Regions from separate parts of the Homo sapiens genome. Here region 1 is linked to region 2. A link is an interaction called in ENCODE POLR2A ChIA-PET data of the cell type or tissue named here. Cell type or tissue: IMR-90. All regions are shown on one strand. Each heading gives the region's core, and the rest is flanking DNA. Links, peaks and the distances in the headings are about the cores only.

Region 1 (8,656 bases), core at 379-8,378, 250 kb before region 2:
TAGCTGTGATTACAGGCGCTTGCCACCGTACTGGGATTACAGGCGTGAGCTACCGCACCCGGCTGATTTGGTTGGCTCTTGGCACATTCTCCAGTGGTGCTGGAGTCCCCGGCCTTCTCCCCCACCGCCAGCCCTTTGACCACTCCAAGAGCAGGTGGGGCCTGTCCTCAGAATATCAATGGACTCATGTAGGTACTCTGATGTGCCGGAGTTGAGTCTCTCAGGACAACATCAACAACTGAAAAGAGTAGGTGGAGAAGATCACTGTGTTCTGGAATCCTGCCCTCAAAGCAGGTAGGAAGAGTGAACATTGCAGGCCACTTCTGTAGTTTCTTAATGAGCTTTGGCCACTTGCTGCTCCCCAGGGGACTGGGGACTATATACTCAGATGACTGTTATTTGGATGCAGCCAGTAGGATGCTTGGGACTTTGAAAATTAATAGCAGGCAGTTATCATTGAGAAACCTGACTCAACATAGGAAGAGAATGATGAGAGCCGAGAGTAATGACTGGAGACTGGAGAACCACAGTCACGGGGTTACTGTCAGAGGCAGGAATTCAGAGACTTGGTGGCAGAAATGAAGAGGAAAGTAGAGCTTCAAACCTTAGTCCCACTGGACCCAAGATCGTGACCTTCGAGGAAGGTCAGGGGCATTGTATATGTGCCCCAGTTGAGGCTGGGGAAAGGTCTTAGAGCTGATTTGTGAATACTTTTATTATAGTTCTTACCTGTGAACTGAAAGCTAGCTGCTCATACGGCCGATGGAAAGGCCACAAAAGTTTCTAAACCAAAAAGCGACAAGATCTGAATCGACTCAGAGAAAGATAAGACCCCTTGGAGGTCAGAGGGGTACCAGATAGGAGGCTGTTGGAGTGATGGGACGTGAACTGAGGTAGTGGGGCTGGAGACTCGTTCAAGCTATAGAACCCAGAGGATCGGGGAGAGGTGGAATTGGATGGGGAGGCTGGAGGGGCTGGAGTCTTTACGAGAGTCTCTGAGGTGGCTAGCCTGGGAGATTGGGTGACTCCATTCTCCGAGACCACAAATACATGAGGCAGAGCTCTGTGGGACGACATAATGAGCTATCGTGGGCTTATTAATGTGAGGAGCCTGAAGACATCCCAGTGGAAATGTCCGGCAGGCATTAGGAAATAGGAATCAGCAGTTACTATGTAGCCAGATGATGTGGCTGCTAAAACGAGGACAAGATGAGGCTGCATTTATAGCTGCATAGTATTCAGGCAGAGGTAGTCATCGACTATTTGCCAGTCAGGTCTTTTGTGGAGTGTGCCTCATTGGCTTCGCTGGCAGTGGGCAGGGAGTGGGCATATTTTAAGACTGACGTTAGTAACCCAGCTCAGAACAGGACCAGAGGGATGGACCGGGATGACAGGAAAACTGGAACTTGTGTAACAGACACTAAAAAAACTAGGTGTCAGCGTTTTCTGGAAGAGGAACTCTGGGTGGAATGATCAGTGTGTAACAGGATATAAAAATGGAAGCTTCTACAGAGACACTGAGCTACAATAAATGTGAAATTTCAGAGTCAGGTGCCAAATCGCCATATATAGATTTACAAAAGAAATGGTTCCCGGGCCTGTTCAGCGACTCTGGAGGGTCTCAGCCAGATCAAAGATAGGAAAGGTCAGAGAGCGAGAAAGGGGAAATAGAGGAAGAGATTTAGGGGGAAGGGGTAGTAGCTGTGGTGTCTAAGACCCCACCCAAGCCCTTAAAATGAAAGGTTATATGGGGAAGGATGTATGTGGGAAGGTTTTACCTCTTAACCAAAGTCTAATGAGGGATCCGTCTGAGCCTGTCTCCTCACCCCCACTCTCCCTACCCTGGCCCTCAAAGGAGGGCTTCTTTACAGTTAATTGATTTCTTGGAATGGTCCCAAGGGACAGGAGCGAGGGACAGGAAAGAGTGAAACAGGGGAGGAGGGAAAGCTGATCCGAGCTCCTCATTATTGTAGGTAACTGGGGCTTGCTATCACTGGGGACTTTCCCAGGCCATGTAAACGACTCTCAGAATTCTCTGCCTGAAGGGTGGAACAGGACAGTATTTATCTATGGCTCCCAGCCCCACTCAGCCGAGGGTTGCCCTCGGGGTGTTTGCACAAGCTTCAGAATGCTGAGGTGGAGTCTCCCAACCCAGGCAGCCACAAAGAAGCCCCAGGGCCAGAGTGAGAGGTGCTCATGACGCTGAGGGAGGTGCCGCTGTCTGGAATCATGGGGGACCCTGTCAGACCCACGCTTGAGAAGACTAAAGCAGGCTGTGGTGAAGTAGACTGGGGTCAACTCCTACCTGGGACTTCTAAAGGGTAAATGATGGGCTGGGCGTGGTGGCTCACACCTGTAATCCCAGCACTTTGGGAGGCCTAGGCGGGTGGATCACTTGAGGCCAGAGTTCAAGACCAGCCTGGTCAACATGGTGAAACCCTGTCTTTACTAAAAACACAAAAATTAGCCAGGTGTGGTGGCACACGCAGGTAATCCCAGCTACTAGGGAGGCTGAGGCAGGAGAATCACTTGAACCCAGGAGGCAGAAGTTGCAGTGAGCCGAGATCGCACCACTGCATTCCAGCCTAGGTGACAGAGTGAGACTCTGTCTCAGGAAAAAAAAAAATTTTTAATCAAAATAAATAAAGGGTAAATGACGGCTGGCTCACTACCATGGTGGCCAAGACAGGGGAGTGCTGCCACACTGGAATCACCCGACCCTTCCACAGGACACTGGGAGAAAACTTGTCTGTTTCCTTTAACTCCACAGGAGGCAGCCTCCCTAGAGTTGTCTGAGAGGCTGCTCAAGAGGACTTCTGGGGGCTGGGGAGGCCTCAGCATAAAGAAGCCAGAGGGTACTTGCCCAGTGCCCAGGGCTGAGGAAGGTGACACTCATGCCTCTGTATTCACAAGCTTGGGAGATCCCCGAGCCATGAGAATCTTTGAAGAGCCCATAAAAACTCCCAGGGGACAGAGAGTCAGCTTTAGACACCTGCCAGGCTCAGAGAGAACCTGGCCAAGGGAGGCCTTGCCCATTCCCTTACCACTCCGCCCTCCACCCATTCCCCACACTCAGAAGCTAGTAGGGATGGAGGGAAGGAGAAGGAAGTACAAGGTGGAGAAATAGGAAGCCAGCCACATCCACTTCCTGCCCACTTCCTGCTGGAGGATTCCAACTGGAAGCAGGCCAGAGTTGGGGAGAGGAGAAGTTATAAAGAATCTCTTAGACTGGTTATTCTAATTATGGGAGAGGCTACATTTGTGTCTTTGAGGATCTATGAGACTATTACCTAAGACTGAGCTGAAAATCACGGGGCCCACTGGGGTATTTATACAGGAATGGAGTTGTTTATTTATCCAGCATATTAGGGTTCTCCAGAGAAACAGAACCAGTAGGATTGGGGCACATGATTATGAAGGCTGACAAGGCCCAAGATTTGCAGAGTGACTCAGCAAGCAGGAGACCCAGGAAGAGCCAATGTTTCAGTCTGAGTCTGAAGACAGAAAAAACAATGTCCCAGCCTGAAGATAGGAAGAAGAAATTCCCTCTTATATGGGGGTATCAGCCCTTTTGTTCTATTCAGGCCTTCAGCTGCTTGGATGAGGCTCACCCATATTAGGGAGGGCCATCTGCTTTGCTGGGTCGATAGATTCAGACGTTAATCTCATGCAAAAACACCCTTACGAAAACACCCAGAATAATGTTTAGCCAAATACCTGGGCACCCTGTGGGCCAGTCAAGTTGACTCACAAAATTAACCGTCACTTCCAGGCAATGTCCACTGAATGGATTTTATTTTATTTATTTATTTATTTTTGAGACACAGTCTCACTCTGTCACCCAGGCTGCAGCACAGTGGCGTGATCTCGGCTCACTGCAACCTCTGCCTCCTGGGCTCAGGTGATTTTCCTGCCTCAGCCTCCTGAGGAGCTGGGATGGCAGGCACACACCACCACGCTCGGCTAATGTTTATACTTTTTGTAGAGATGGGGTTTCACCATGTTGCCCAGGCTGGTCTCGAGCTCCTGGCCTCAAGTGATCCGCCCACCTCAGCCTCTGAAAGTGCTGGGATTATGGGCGTGAGCCACCATGCCCGGCCCATTGAATGGATTTTGAAGAAGACTCAATAAAAGTAGTGTTTTCATTATGTATGAGTCAAGCATAGACAACATTCCAGTAACATTCTTAGAACTAGCTCAAGACTTCCTGTGGGGCCTGCTAAACCTGACCCTGACCCTTGGCTACCCAGTCCCTGACCCCTTCACTCTTTAGCCAGCCCCCATCTGCCTGACACATGGTTAGTACCTTCCTGGCTCTCAGTTTTAGACTCTGCCCTCTGAACTGCAGGCAATATCCCCCACAATCTCTGAAGCAGCATCTTCACAGTCAGAACCCTAATGAAATCCCCATTAGACATGGTCTCAGAATCATTCAAGACATGATTCTCCCCCAGTTTGCTGGTGGATGTAACACCCTCTTCTGAAATAGCCTGGTGATTACTTTTTTTTTTTTTGAGACGGAGTCTTGCTGTGTTGCCCAGGCTGGAGTGCAGTGATGCGATCTTGGCTCACTGCAACCTCCACTTCCCAGGTTCAAGCGATTCTGCTGCCTCAGCCTCCCTTGTAGCTGGGACTACAGGCATGTGCCACCACGCCCAGCTAATTTTTGTATATTTAGTAGAGACGGGGTTTCCCCATCTTGGCCAGGCTGGTCTCGAACCCCTGACCTCAGGTGATCCACCCACCTTGGCCTCCCAAAATGCTGGAATTACAGGTGTGAGCCCTGCAGGCAGCTGGGCGCGGTGGCTCACACCTGTAATCCCAACACTTTGGGAGGCCGAGGCGGGTGGATCACCTGAGGTCAGGGGTTCAAGACCGGCCTGGCCAACATGGGGAAAGCCCATCTCTGTTAAATATACAAAAAAAATTAGCCAGGTGTGGTGGTGGGCGCCTGTAATCCCAGCTACTCGGGAGGCTGAGGCAGGAGAATCGCTTGAACCCGGGAGGCAGAGGTTGCAGTGAGCTGAGATCATGCCACTGCACTCCAGCCTGGGCAACAAAAGCGAGACTGTCTCAAAAAAAAAAAGGGGGGGCCAGGCGCGGTGGCTCACGCCTGTAATCCCAGCACTTTGGAAGGCTGAGACAGGTGGATCACGAGGTCAGGAGATCGAGACCATCCTGGCTAACATGATGGAACCCTGTCTCTACTAAAAATACAAAAAAAAAAAATTAGCCGGGCACGCACCTGTAGTCCCAGCTACTCGGGAGGCTGAGGCAGGGAGAATCGCTGGAACCGGGGAGGCAGAGGTTGCAGTGAGCCGAGGTGGCACTACTTCACTCAAGCCTGGGCGACAGAGCGAGACTCCGCTTCAAAAAAAAAAAAAAGAAAAGAAAAAGAAAACTTGCAGGCCGCAATCAGCCAGAGAGGTCCCCAAGCTGAATTCTAGTGGCTTAGCTTGGGTGTGACAATCCACAGAACTAGGTTTTCTGGTTTGTTGTTGTTTTTTTTTTTTCTTTTTCCTACACAGCTTAGACCAAGGTGCCAGACAGCTTCCTTTGTAGCCCAGTAGCTCCAGCACTTGCACATCCTTTCCAGTGGGCACTTCAAGCCAGGATCTTTTTGGCTTTAATCATTTCAGGTCAGATGGAGGAAAGAAATATGTATGAGACTTGGTCTCTGCCTCTGCATAATCTCTACACTGTGTTCTGAGTGTGACAACCCAGAGAAAAACAAACTGTGTGCCTACCCCACCTTCTGTCTCAAGTAAGCCTCCCTAAAAGTGGAGCCTGGAACACGGGTTCTTGCACAAGTGGCAGTTATTGAGTGGGGGTGCTCTCAGCAGGAAGCTGTAAGGAGGGAGGAGAGAGGAGGAGGAGAGAAGAAGGTTAGCAAGGATGTGGTTCCAGGAGTCTAGCCTCAGGCCTGATCCCACGGGGAGCTCTGGAGCAGACACTGGATCTCAGAATCTGTTCTGCGCCGAAGCCAGGGAAAGGAGACTGTATGCCTCTATACCAATCAGTGGCTGAAGATGCCTAGCTCCAGAGCACCTCGGGTCTGAGTGGCTCCAATCATCTGAGGGCAAACCTCTGTAGAGGGTCACAGGTGTGAACCATCAGCAACAGCCACTGGAGCAGTTAGGGGACTGGCAGGCAGAACTGGTGAAAGAGGCCCCCAGTTATCTGGGCGGTGCTCCCAGAGTCTCTGTGGGCATACAGTGTGCATGCACTGTGGGCATATGGTCCCAGTGGGCATACAGTCTGAGTCACGTGTTCAAAAAGCAGATGGAGGCTTTTGGGTGAAGAAACTGGGAGGGAGAGGGCATCCCAGGGCTGTGCAATGGAGCCCGGTAAGGTCCTTTCCAACCTCATGCATTTCCAGGCATCTCACTATCCCAGGCACCCTTCTCTGGGCCCTTCTGGTATGCTTCTCTCATCATGTAGAATTCCCTTTCCACAATCTCCTTTCCCCTCTCTTCTCATCATCATCCCAACTTCCCTTTTCTTTCTTCTTCTTTTTTTTTGTAGACAGAGTCTTGCTCCATCGCCCAGGCTGGAGCGCAGCGGCGCAATCTCAGCTCACTGCAACCCCTGCCTCCTGGGTTCAAGCAGTTCTCCTGCCTCAGCCTCCCGAATAGCTGGGACTAGAGGCAAGTGCCACCACGCCTGGCTAATTTTTGAATTTTTAGTAGAGACGGGGTTGCGCCATGTTGGCCAGGCTGGTCTCGAACTCCTGACCTCGGGTGATTCACCTGCCTCGGCCTCCCAAAGTGCTGGGATTACAGGTGTGAGCCTCCGCACCCGGCCCCAACTTCCCTTTTCTTTCTCTCCTTTTCCTTGCAGTTGGCCAAGTGGCTGGAAGTCCACCTACAATGGGCATGCCGTCCTGGAACATCTCTCTTCTCTATCTTGGATTCGGTTCTATGGTAAATGTAGTGCGACCAGGAAAGCAGCTGTACATACTTATGCACACATTTTTATTTGAACATTTTCAAACTTTTTTTTTTTTTTAAAGACAGGGTCTCACTCTGTCACCCTCGCTGGAGTGTGGTGATGCAATCACAGATCACTGCAGCCTTGACCTCCTGGGCTCAAGTGATCCTCCTACCTCAGCCTCCCAAGTAACTGGGACCACAGGTATGTGCCGCCACACCTGGCTAAATTGCTTTTTTTTTTTTTTTTTTTGCATTTTTTTGTACAGACGGGGTTTCCCCATGTTGCCCAGGCTGGTCTTGAACTCCTGAGCTCGAGTAAACCACCCGTCTCAGCCTCCCAAAATGCTGGGATTATAGGCGTGAGCCACCATGCCCAGCCTTTAAAACTTTTTATTATGGAAATTTTCAACATATATCCAAATAAAGAAACAGTAAAATAAACCCCATTGTACTCTTCACCCCATTTCAAAAACTGATGGCTGGCCCAGTGCAGTCACTCACGCCTGTAATCCCAGCACCTTGGGAGGCTGAGGAGGGAGGATTGCTTGAGCCCAGGAGTTCAAGACCAGCGTGGGCATCATAGCAAGACCCCCATCTCTACAAAAATAAAAGTTAGCTGGGCATGGTGGCATGCACCTGTGGTCCCAGCTACTCAGGAGGCTGAGGCAGGAGGATCACTTGAACCCAGGAGGTCAAGGCTGCAGTGAGCTGTGATCACACCACTGCACTCCAGCCCAGAACAAAACCCTGTCTCAAAACGAAAACAAAAAAACACAAAAACCGATGGCCAATCTTATTGCCTCCATACCTTCACCCACTCCTCCATGTCCAGAATGCTTTGCAGCAAATCCCAGATATCATATCATTTGTAGATTTTTCCAAAGATAGCTCTAAGAGCTAAGGACTTTTATAAAAGAACATAACCACAGTACCATTAACACTCACCATAACAATAATTATTTCATATCATCAAGTATCTACTCAGTGTTCACATTTTCCCAATTGTCTTATACTTTTTTTTTTTTTTTTTTTTTTTTTTGGAGACAAGAGTCTCACTCTGTCACCCAGGCTGGAGTGCAGTGGTGCAATCTTGGCTCACTGCAACCTCTACCCCCTGGGTTCAAGCAATTCTCCTGCCTCAGCCTCCCAAGTAGCTGGGATTACAGGCATGTGCCACCACACTATGGAGGAAAAGTTAAATATTAATTTTTTTTTTTTTTGAGACCGAGTTTTCACTCTGGTTGCCCAGGCTGGAGTGCAATGGCGTGATCTCAGCTCACCACAACCTCCACCTCCCGGGTTCAAGCAATTCTCCTGCCTCAGCCTCCCAAATAGCTGGGACTACAGGAACGCGCCACCACGCCTGGCTTATTTTGTATTTTTAGTAGAGACAGGGTTTCACCATGTTGCCCAGGCTGGTCTTGAACCCCTGACTTCAGGTGATCCACGCACCTCAGCCTTTCAAAGTGCTGAGATTATAGGCGTGAGCCACCATGCCCGGATGGAAAAGTTAAATATTAAACTTGAACTCAGTTGAACATGGGCAAAAACAATGGTCACCAAGTCCCAGAATAGTTTGTGTGAGCCCCTTGAGGCATTCATCCAGCACTGTTTCAGAGAAATCTCTATTTCAATCTATTCCTGTACATTAGTTATTGAAAAACAACAGACAGGCGCAGTGGCTCACACCTGTAATCCCAACACTTTGGGAGGAGAGGCGGGCG
Region 2 (8,656 bases), core at 289-8,288:
AAAAATCACATGACTATATATGTGTGTGTCTACTTCTAGCTTTTTATTCTACTTGTTAATTTATATGCCATACTCTGTTGATGATAATAGTTTTATAATAATCCTTGAAATCAAGTAATGTAAGTTCTCAAACTTTGTTCTTTTTCATATTCTTGGTCCTTTACATTTCCATATAAACTTAAGAACTACATTTTCAGCCAGGTGCGGTGGCTCACGCCTGTAATCCCAGCAGTTTGGGAGGCCGAGGTGGGCGGATCTTGAGGTCAGGAATTTGAGACCAGCCTGGCCAACATGGTGAAACCCCATCTCTACTAAAAATACAAAAAAATTAGCTGGGCGCGGTGGCATACGCCTGTGATCCCAGCTACTCAGGAGGCTGAGGTGGGGGAATTGCTTGAACCAGGGAGGAGGAGGTTGCAGTGAGCCGAGGTTGCAGTGAGCCGAGGTTGCACCATTGCACTCCAGCCTGGGCTACAAAGTGAGACTCCTTCTCAAAAAAAACCATGCAGAAAACCCCCAGACTTGGGTTCATCATCTCCTCCCCAAAATCGTGGATTTGTTGTCCTACGTAATCTTAACAGCAGGGAGACAGGACAATTTTGGCAGGGGCTTAGGTTTTTGATGTTTGTTCTTTTTTGTTTGTTTTTGAGACCGAGTTTTGCTCTTGTCAACCAGGCTACAGTGCAATGGCGTGATCTCAGCTCACTGTAACCTCTGCCTCCCAGGTTCAAATGATTCTCCTGCCTCAGCCTCCCGAGTAGCTGGGATTACAGGCGCCCACCACAATGCCCGGCTAATTTTTGTATTTTTTTGTAGAGACCAGGTTTCGCCATGTTGGTCAGGCTGGTCTTGAACTCCTGACCTCGTGTGATCTACCCGCCTCGGCCTCCCAAAGTGCTGGGATTACAGGTGTGAGCCACTGCGACTGGCCTCAAGTTTGTTCTACTTTAGACCCAATAATTTTTTTTTTTTTTTTGAGACGTAGTCTCGCTCTGTCGCCCAGGCTAGAGTGCAGTGGCGCAATCTCGGCTCACTGCAAACTCCGCCTCCCGGGTTCACGCCATTCTCCTGCCTCAGCCTCTCTGAGTAGCTGGGACTACAGGCACCCACCACCACGCCCGGCTAATTTTTTTTTTTTTTGTATTTTTAGTAGAGACGGGGTTTCACTGTGGTCTCGATCTGCTGACCTCGTGATCCGCCCGCCTCGGCCTCCCAAAGTGCTGGGATTACAAGCGTGAGCCACCGCGCCCGGCCCAATAATTTGTTTTTTAAGACAGTTCCCCATTCCAACATAGACTCCCTTACAGTAGGAAAGGCCTTCCAAATCCAAACATAGAGCAGAGTGGAGTAATACTTTCTTGGCTGTGATGAAATGTGAAAAGGCAGCCTTTGGGACTTCTGCTTCTGAGAAGATGGAGTAAATGTACTATTCCTCCTGCTAAGTACAGCTCAAAATCCTAGATTTGTTTGTTGGTTTGTTTGTGTTTTTGAGGCAGAATCTCACTCTGTCACCCAAGCTGGGGTGTGGTGGTGCGGTCTTGGCTCACTGCAACCTCTGCCTCCCAGATTCAAGGGATTCTCCTGCCTCAGCCTCCCAAGTAGCTGGGATTACAGGCATGTGCCACCACACCTAGCTATTTTTTACATTTTTAGTAGAGACAGGGTTTCACCATGTTGGCCGGGCTGGTCTCGAATTCCTGGCCTCAAGTGATCTGCCTGCCTTGGCCTCCCAAAGTGCTGGGATTACAGGCTTGAGCCATCGCGCCCGCCAACACCCTAGATTTTCTATGTAAAATAAGCATATGAAGACTGAAAGGCAGAGAGAAAAAGGCACAGTCATTTAGGGGCCTTGGGACCCAAGGAACAACATGGCTGCGAATTCCCAGAATTTTCTTTTTGTCTGACATCTTCCTGACTGGGTGCTGGTGAAGCCAGCAACCTAGAAACATCAATAGCCACAGACAAAAACGCAAAACATAAAACCTCCAAGAAAAGTCTGCTCTTTCTAGCCAAAGGACCAGGAAAAGGACAGCCTAGCAAGACAGAAAACTTCTAGACAATAATCACTTTGCTGCAAGCAAACACGACAGAAAAAAAGTTGTGGCTCCACCCTGTGGGACAAAAGCCAAATGGGGAGCCTAGACTTTCACCCTTACCAGACTGTAAGGACGTGCCTCACACCACCCCTTCCCCACACCCAGTGGGGTCAGAGAAGGCTGAGTAGGAAGGCAGCGGAACATCCCTGCTGGAGAGTAAGGAGCCTCCTCGTTCCCTGTGTCAATGGAAACCACATGGGCAGCCTGGATGTCCACCTCCACCAGGCAGTAACAAAGTACTCCTCCCCCTCCTCTCTGGGGTGGTGTCAGAAGAGTGGAGAGTTTGAACTTTCACCACTGTTCCATGGTAATGAGGTCACCCTGATACGATGGCGTCAAGGGAGGCAATAATGAAACACCTTCAACCCTCCTAACCAGGGTGGTATCAAAGGAAGCCTACTGGGGAGCCTGAACCCCGACCCTTGCCTGCCAATAACAAGGAACACTCCTCCCACACTCACTCCCCATGAGGGGAGAACCTGGACTTTCACCTTCATCTGCCAATAGTAAGGCAGGAGAGGTCTGCTCAAACACGGGATTTAAATAATATTTGGAATCTTACAACATCATGCCCAAAATGTTCTGGTTTCAAAAAAAAAAAAATCACTTGTTATACTGAGAACCAGGAAGATGTCAACTTGAATGAGAAAAGACAATTAACCTAGATGACAGAGTTGCTAGAATTATTTGACAAGATTTTAAAGCAGCCATTCTAAAAATGCTTTGGCGAGCAACTACAAACATGCTTGAAACAACAAAAAAAGTAGAAAGTCTCAGCAAAGAAATCAAAGATATAAGGGAGAACCAAAGGGAAATTTTTGAACTAAAAATTGCAATAACTGAAATAAAATACTCAAGGCATATGCTCAGCAGCAGAATATAGACAGAAGAAAGAATCAGAATTTGAGGATCAAATAGAATTTACCCAATCTGAACAACAGAGAAAAAAATAGACTAAAAAACAAACAAACAAACAAACAAACAAAAAGAACAGGGCTTCAGGGACATGTGAGACTGCTGTAACAAAAAATCTAATACTCAGACCATGGGTGTTCCAGAAGGAGAGGAGAAAAATGTGGAACTGAAGAAATTATGGCTAAAAGCTCTGAAATTTGGCAAAAGACAAAAACCTACAGCTCAAGAAGCTGAGAAAATCCCAAACAGGATAAACCTAAAGAAATCCATGCCAAGGCCCATCACAGTCAAACTTCTGAAAATTAAGACAAAGAAAAAAATCTTGAAAACAGCCAGACAGAAACAACATGTTACCTATAGGGGAAAAACAATTCGAACGAACGTGGATTTCTTATCAGAAACCATGAAGGCCAGCAGGAAATGGCAAAACATTTTTCAAGTGCTGGAAAGAACTTTCAATGCAGAATTGTATAGCCGAAATATTCTTCAGGAACTTTTCGTTCCTTTTCGGAAATCAAGATATACTCTGATGACAAAAAACTGAAAGAATCTGTTGCCAGCTGACTTGCCCTAATGAATAGCTAAAGGAAATTCTCTAAGCAAAACGAAAATGAGAGAAAAAGAAATCTTGGCCCATCAGGAAGGAAGAAAGAATGATAAAGCCAAAAGCATGGGTAAATACAATAGACTTTTGTTCTCTTCTTGAGTTTTCTAAATTATATTTGACAGTTGAAACAAAATTATAATCTTGGCTTATGCAGTAGTTCTCAATGTATGTAGAGGAAATATTTAAGACAATTATATTATAAACGGGGGAGGATTGAGAGTTATAAAAAGAGGTAAAGTTTCAACACTTCACTCAAACTGGTAAAATGTTGACAACCGTAGAATAAGTTATATATATATATATAAGGCGATCCTTAGGGCAACCATTAAAGAGATACACCCAAAGAACACTAAAGCTAAATCAAAATAGCATTCTAAAAAATGTTTAAGCAATCCACAGGAAGGCAGGAAAAAAAATCATTCTGGTGGCAGATGAGAGGCTGATGGGAGTGGCGGAGGGAGTGGAGTCACAGGGTGCATTGGGGATGGGTATAGGGTGAGGAACCTGCCAGGCTCTTCCACAAAACTTTGCCTTGGTGGATTGGTTTATACCGGTGCTGTTTATGCTGGTACTCAGAGAGCTCTTCTTGAAGCCAGCAGGCTGATCAGCCATCACACCAGAAGGAGCTCCCTGCAAAGGGTTGGGCTTGGCTGACTTCAGTACTGGCAGGATGGTGCCTTTGCGTTCTGATTACAAAAGCCAGAAGCACCACTTTGTGTGTGGTCTATACTGCTGGTAAAATGGAATTAAGATGGCTTTGAAAAGGGCCTTATGCAACATTGGCAAGGGGGAGAAGCAAGTTCAATACATTTGGAGCTGTGCCCCAGATGCTTAAGCAATATTTGGGTTCAAAATCAGAAAACCTTGGCAAACTTTTCCTACAGGATTATTACAGAGACCTATTTTAACAGGCATCTTCAGTCTTTCAACGATTCGAAAGAAAATGAATACTGATGAAAACTGACTTGCAGAGTAGTTCAACTTCTCTTTCATTTATTGAGGGCAGGAGTTCTGTATCTTTTCAAGTAGGCGGTGAGCCCCCAGATCTTGTAGTAGACCACCTCCTAGGACCTGCTGGCTCTCTGCTTCTGGCCTCTTCAATCCTGAGTCTCCCAGAGAATACTTCTGAAGACTTTTCATTATAGTTGCTTATAATTTTTACACTTAAAAAAAAGAAAAAAGATAGCTGGAGGGTTTTTTTTAATTTTAATTTTAATTTTTTGAGACAGAGTCTCACTCTGTTGCCCAGGCTAGAGTGCAGTAGCACAATCTTGGCTCCCTGCAATCTCCATCTCCCGGGTTCAAGCGATTCTCCTGTCTCAGCCTCCCAAGTAGCTGGGATTAGAGGCGTGTGCCACCACGCCCGGTTAATTTTTTTATTATTAGTAGAGACAGGGGGTTTCACCATCTTCCCCAGGCGAGTCTCGAACCCCTGACCTCAAGTGATCCACCCTCCTCAGCCTCCCAAAGTGATGGGATTACAGGCATGAGCCACAGCACCCGGCCAGCTGGAGGTTATTCATACATTACATGTCATTTACTATTCCAAATGCTGTTTTAATCAGTTCAACATGAAAGCATCTTAATATTCTCAATAATGGCACTGATTATGGATTAAAATTCATATTCAGAAAAAGAATAAGCTAGGCAATCTCCCCTTAAAGACACAATATGTAGATGATTAAATCTAGCAGGTTTGTGGAAAATTGATATTTTCACAATATAAAGTTTTTCGGTGTAAGTTTCCTTGCATTTCTATTAATAATATCAATCGTATTTTACAGCTTTCTCTGTTGAGTTCTTGCACAATTATGATAGATTTAAGTATTTGCTTCTTTTGTGCTATTATAAATGATTTCTCTTAAAATTTCATTTCCTGGCCAGGCGCGGTGGCTCACGCCTGTAATCCCAGCACTTTGGGAGGCCGAGGCGGGCGGATCACGAGGTCAGGAGATCAAGACCATCCTGGCTAACACAGTGAAACCCCGTCTCTACTAAAAATACAAAAAAATTAGCCAGGCGTGGTAGCGGGCGCCTGTAATCCCAGCTACTCGGGAGGCTGAGGCGGGAGAATGGCTTGAATCCGGGAGGCGGAGCTTGCAGTGAGCCGAGATCGCGCCACTGCACTCCAGCCTGGGCGACAGAGCGAGACTCCGTCTCAAAAAAAAAAAAATTCATTTCCTAATTTTTTTATGGCATATAAAAATGCAACTGATTTTGTATACTAACGTTTTATCCTGCACTTTGGTGACCTTCCACATATACAACTTTCCATATACACAATCATGCTTCTGACAAAGAATGAGAGTTATTGCTCCTTTGTAAGACATGATGCATTCTCGTTTATTCTTTCTTGCCTCATTGTACTCACTAGGAGCTGCATTACAATGGCAATGAAATAGTGAGAGTGGATAACCTCGTCTTGTTTCGATTTCAAAGCTTTCAATATTTTATCATTGTGTATGTTTGTTGTCGGTGTCATTTTAAGGAAGCCTATGTCTCTTTGTAGCTTTCTAAGGATTTTTATCATGAGTAGAAGCTGTATCAAATACTTTTAATGCATTTTGAGACACGTATAATTTTGTTCCTTTATTCTGTTAATATGGCAGATAGTAACATTTATTTTCAGATTGTTCACCAATGCTGTGTTTCTGAGATAAACATATCCTTTTTTTATAAAAATAAGAGGTACTTTTTGCCAATTCTATTCAGACTGCGTCATGATGAGTCACAGTGGCAGCTTTCTAGAGCTTTGAATATTCTTGATGTTATGTGCTGAAATATTGTGGAAAATGCATTCTCTAAGAGGTAATAACCTGAATTGGGAAAAATCTTTAAAAAGATTTACTGGTTGGTTGCTTGTGTGAGTGTATGTGTGTATGTTTGCTTTAAAACCAGATTTATAATTATCCATCCTTTTCTAATTAATGTAGTTATTATCTATTTTGATTATGCATTGCTACACACACACGTAGCAACGCATATGTATATATAGTCTCTGTGATCTGGATGACGTGCCCTCCTTTATTCCTGATGTTGGTAATTTGAGTCTTCTCTCTTTTCTTCTTGGTCAGTCTAGCTAGAGGTTTACCGATTTTATATTTTCAAAGAACCAGGTTTTGGTATCATTGATCTTTTTATTGTTTGTTAATTTCCTATTATATTGGTTTCTGCTCCTATCTTTTCCTTTCTTTGGGTTTAATATGTTCTTTTACTAGCTTGTTTTTTTGTTTGTTTGTTAGTTTTAATTTTTTCAGAGACAGGATCTTGGTATGTTGCCCAAACTGGTCTTGAATTCCTGGTCTCAAAGTGATCCTCCATGCTTCGGCCTCCCAAAGTATTGGGATTTCAAGCATGAGCCACCCTGCCCGGCCTTCTAGCTTATGGTGGAAGCTTAGATAATCAGTTTTAGACATTTCTTCTTCCTTTTTTTTTTTTTTTCCCAAGAAACAGGGTCTTGCTCTGCCACCCACGCTGGAATGAAGTGGCGCAATCATAGCTGATTGCAACCTCGAACTCCTTAATTCAATCAATCCTCCCACCTCAGCCTTTCAAATAGCTGGGACTACAGGCATAAGCCACCGCACCTGGCCTCTTCTTTCTAATATAAGTAGTTAATATTATAAAATTTCCTCTAAGGTCTAAACTCTGCTTTAGCTGCAAGTCACAAATGTTGATATGTTGTATTTTTGTTTACATCCCATTAAAAATACAGTATTAGCTCCTCTGTGATTTCTTCTTTGACCCATGGGTTAGAAGTGTGTTGTTTAGTTTCCAAATTTGGGGGCATTTTCCAGATATCTTTCTCTTATTGATTTGTAATTTAATTCTGTTGTGGTTGAGGAGCCCGTTCTGTTTGCTTACAGTCCTCTTAAATTTAATATGACTTGTTTTATGGCCCAGCATATGGTCTGTTTGGTGAGTGTTCCATGTACATCTGAAAAGAATGTGTATTCTGTAGTTGTGTGGGGTATTTAAAAAATTTTATTCTTTTCACTGATACATAATAGCTGTACATATTTAGAGGGTACATGTGATCATGTAATACATTCATATAATCTGTAAAGATGAAATCAGTATAGTTGAGGTATCCATCACCTTAAATATTTGTCTTTTCCAGCATAAAGCTGGAAACATTCTAATTCTTCTCTTCTAGTTGTTTTGACATATACGATAAATTATTGTAAACTGTAGTCACTCTTCTGATCTATCAAACACAAGGTCTTATTTCTATCAAACTGTATATTTGAACCCACTAATCAATCTCTCTTAATCTCCCTCTCCCTGCTACCCTTCCCAGCCTCTGCGAACCACCAACCGACTCTCTATCTTCATGAGATCTACTTTTTTAGCCCCCATATATTAATGAGAACATGCAGTATTTGTCTTTCTATGCCTGGCAATAACATGGATGGAACTGGAAGTCATTTAACATAATGCATTCTCTAAGAGGTAATAACATAATAACATTTAACACAATGACTTCCAGTTCCATCCATGTTATTGCAAATGACAGGATCCCATTCTTTTTTTATGGCTGACTAGTACTCCACTGTGTATAGGTACCACATTTTCTTTATCCATTCATCTGTTGATGGACACTTAGGTTACCTCCAAATCTTAGCTATTGTGAACAGAGCTGCAATAAACATGGGACTGCAGATGTCTCTTCAATATGCTAATTTCCTTTCTTGCGGGTATATACCCAGCAGCAGGATTGCTGGATCATATGGTAATTCTGTTTTGTTTTTGTTTTTAGAGGCAGTTTTGCTCTTGTAGCCTACGCTGGAGTGCTACGGCCTTATCTCGGTTCACTGCAACCTCCGCCTCCCGGGTTCAAACGATTCTCCTCCTCAGCCTCTTGAGTAGCTGGGATTACAGGCACATGCCACCACACCTGGCTAATTTTTAAATTTTTAGTAGAGATGGGGTTTTGCCATGTTGTCCAGGCTGGTCTTGAACTCCTGGCCTCGAGTGATCTGCCTGCCTCGGCCTCCCAAAGTAATGGGATTATAGGCGTGAACCACCGTGCCCAACC

What was found. Peaks named below come from ENCODE experiments on the same cell type or tissue, not always from the same donor. Only the 100,000 strongest peaks of a DNase experiment are listed, where the experiment ranks them.
Region 1: POLR2A ChIA-PET joins it to region 2 with 7 read pairs; 2 of 35 experiments call an interaction of 5 or more read pairs at or near these places.

What each region holds. Positions count from the first base shown.
Region 1 is chrX:41,295,902-41,304,557 of GRCh38, reverse strand. No RefSeq gene overlaps it. Among named protein-coding and RNA genes, the nearest start is that of LINC02601, 24 kb to the right of the region's middle. RefSeq lists an enhancer at 1-499. In IMR-90, for the core only: no CTCF peak of the experiment used is centred there; DNase peaks (open chromatin) are centred at 3,427 and 4,187; H3K27ac peaks cover 1,198 bases; H3K27me3 peaks cover 358 bases.
Region 2 is chrX:41,041,842-41,050,497 of GRCh38, reverse strand. No RefSeq gene overlaps it. Among named protein-coding and RNA genes, the nearest start is that of USP9X, 39 kb to the left of the region's middle. In IMR-90, for the core only: no CTCF peak of the experiment used is centred there; a DNase peak (open chromatin) is centred at 6,347; H3K27me3 peaks cover 167 bases.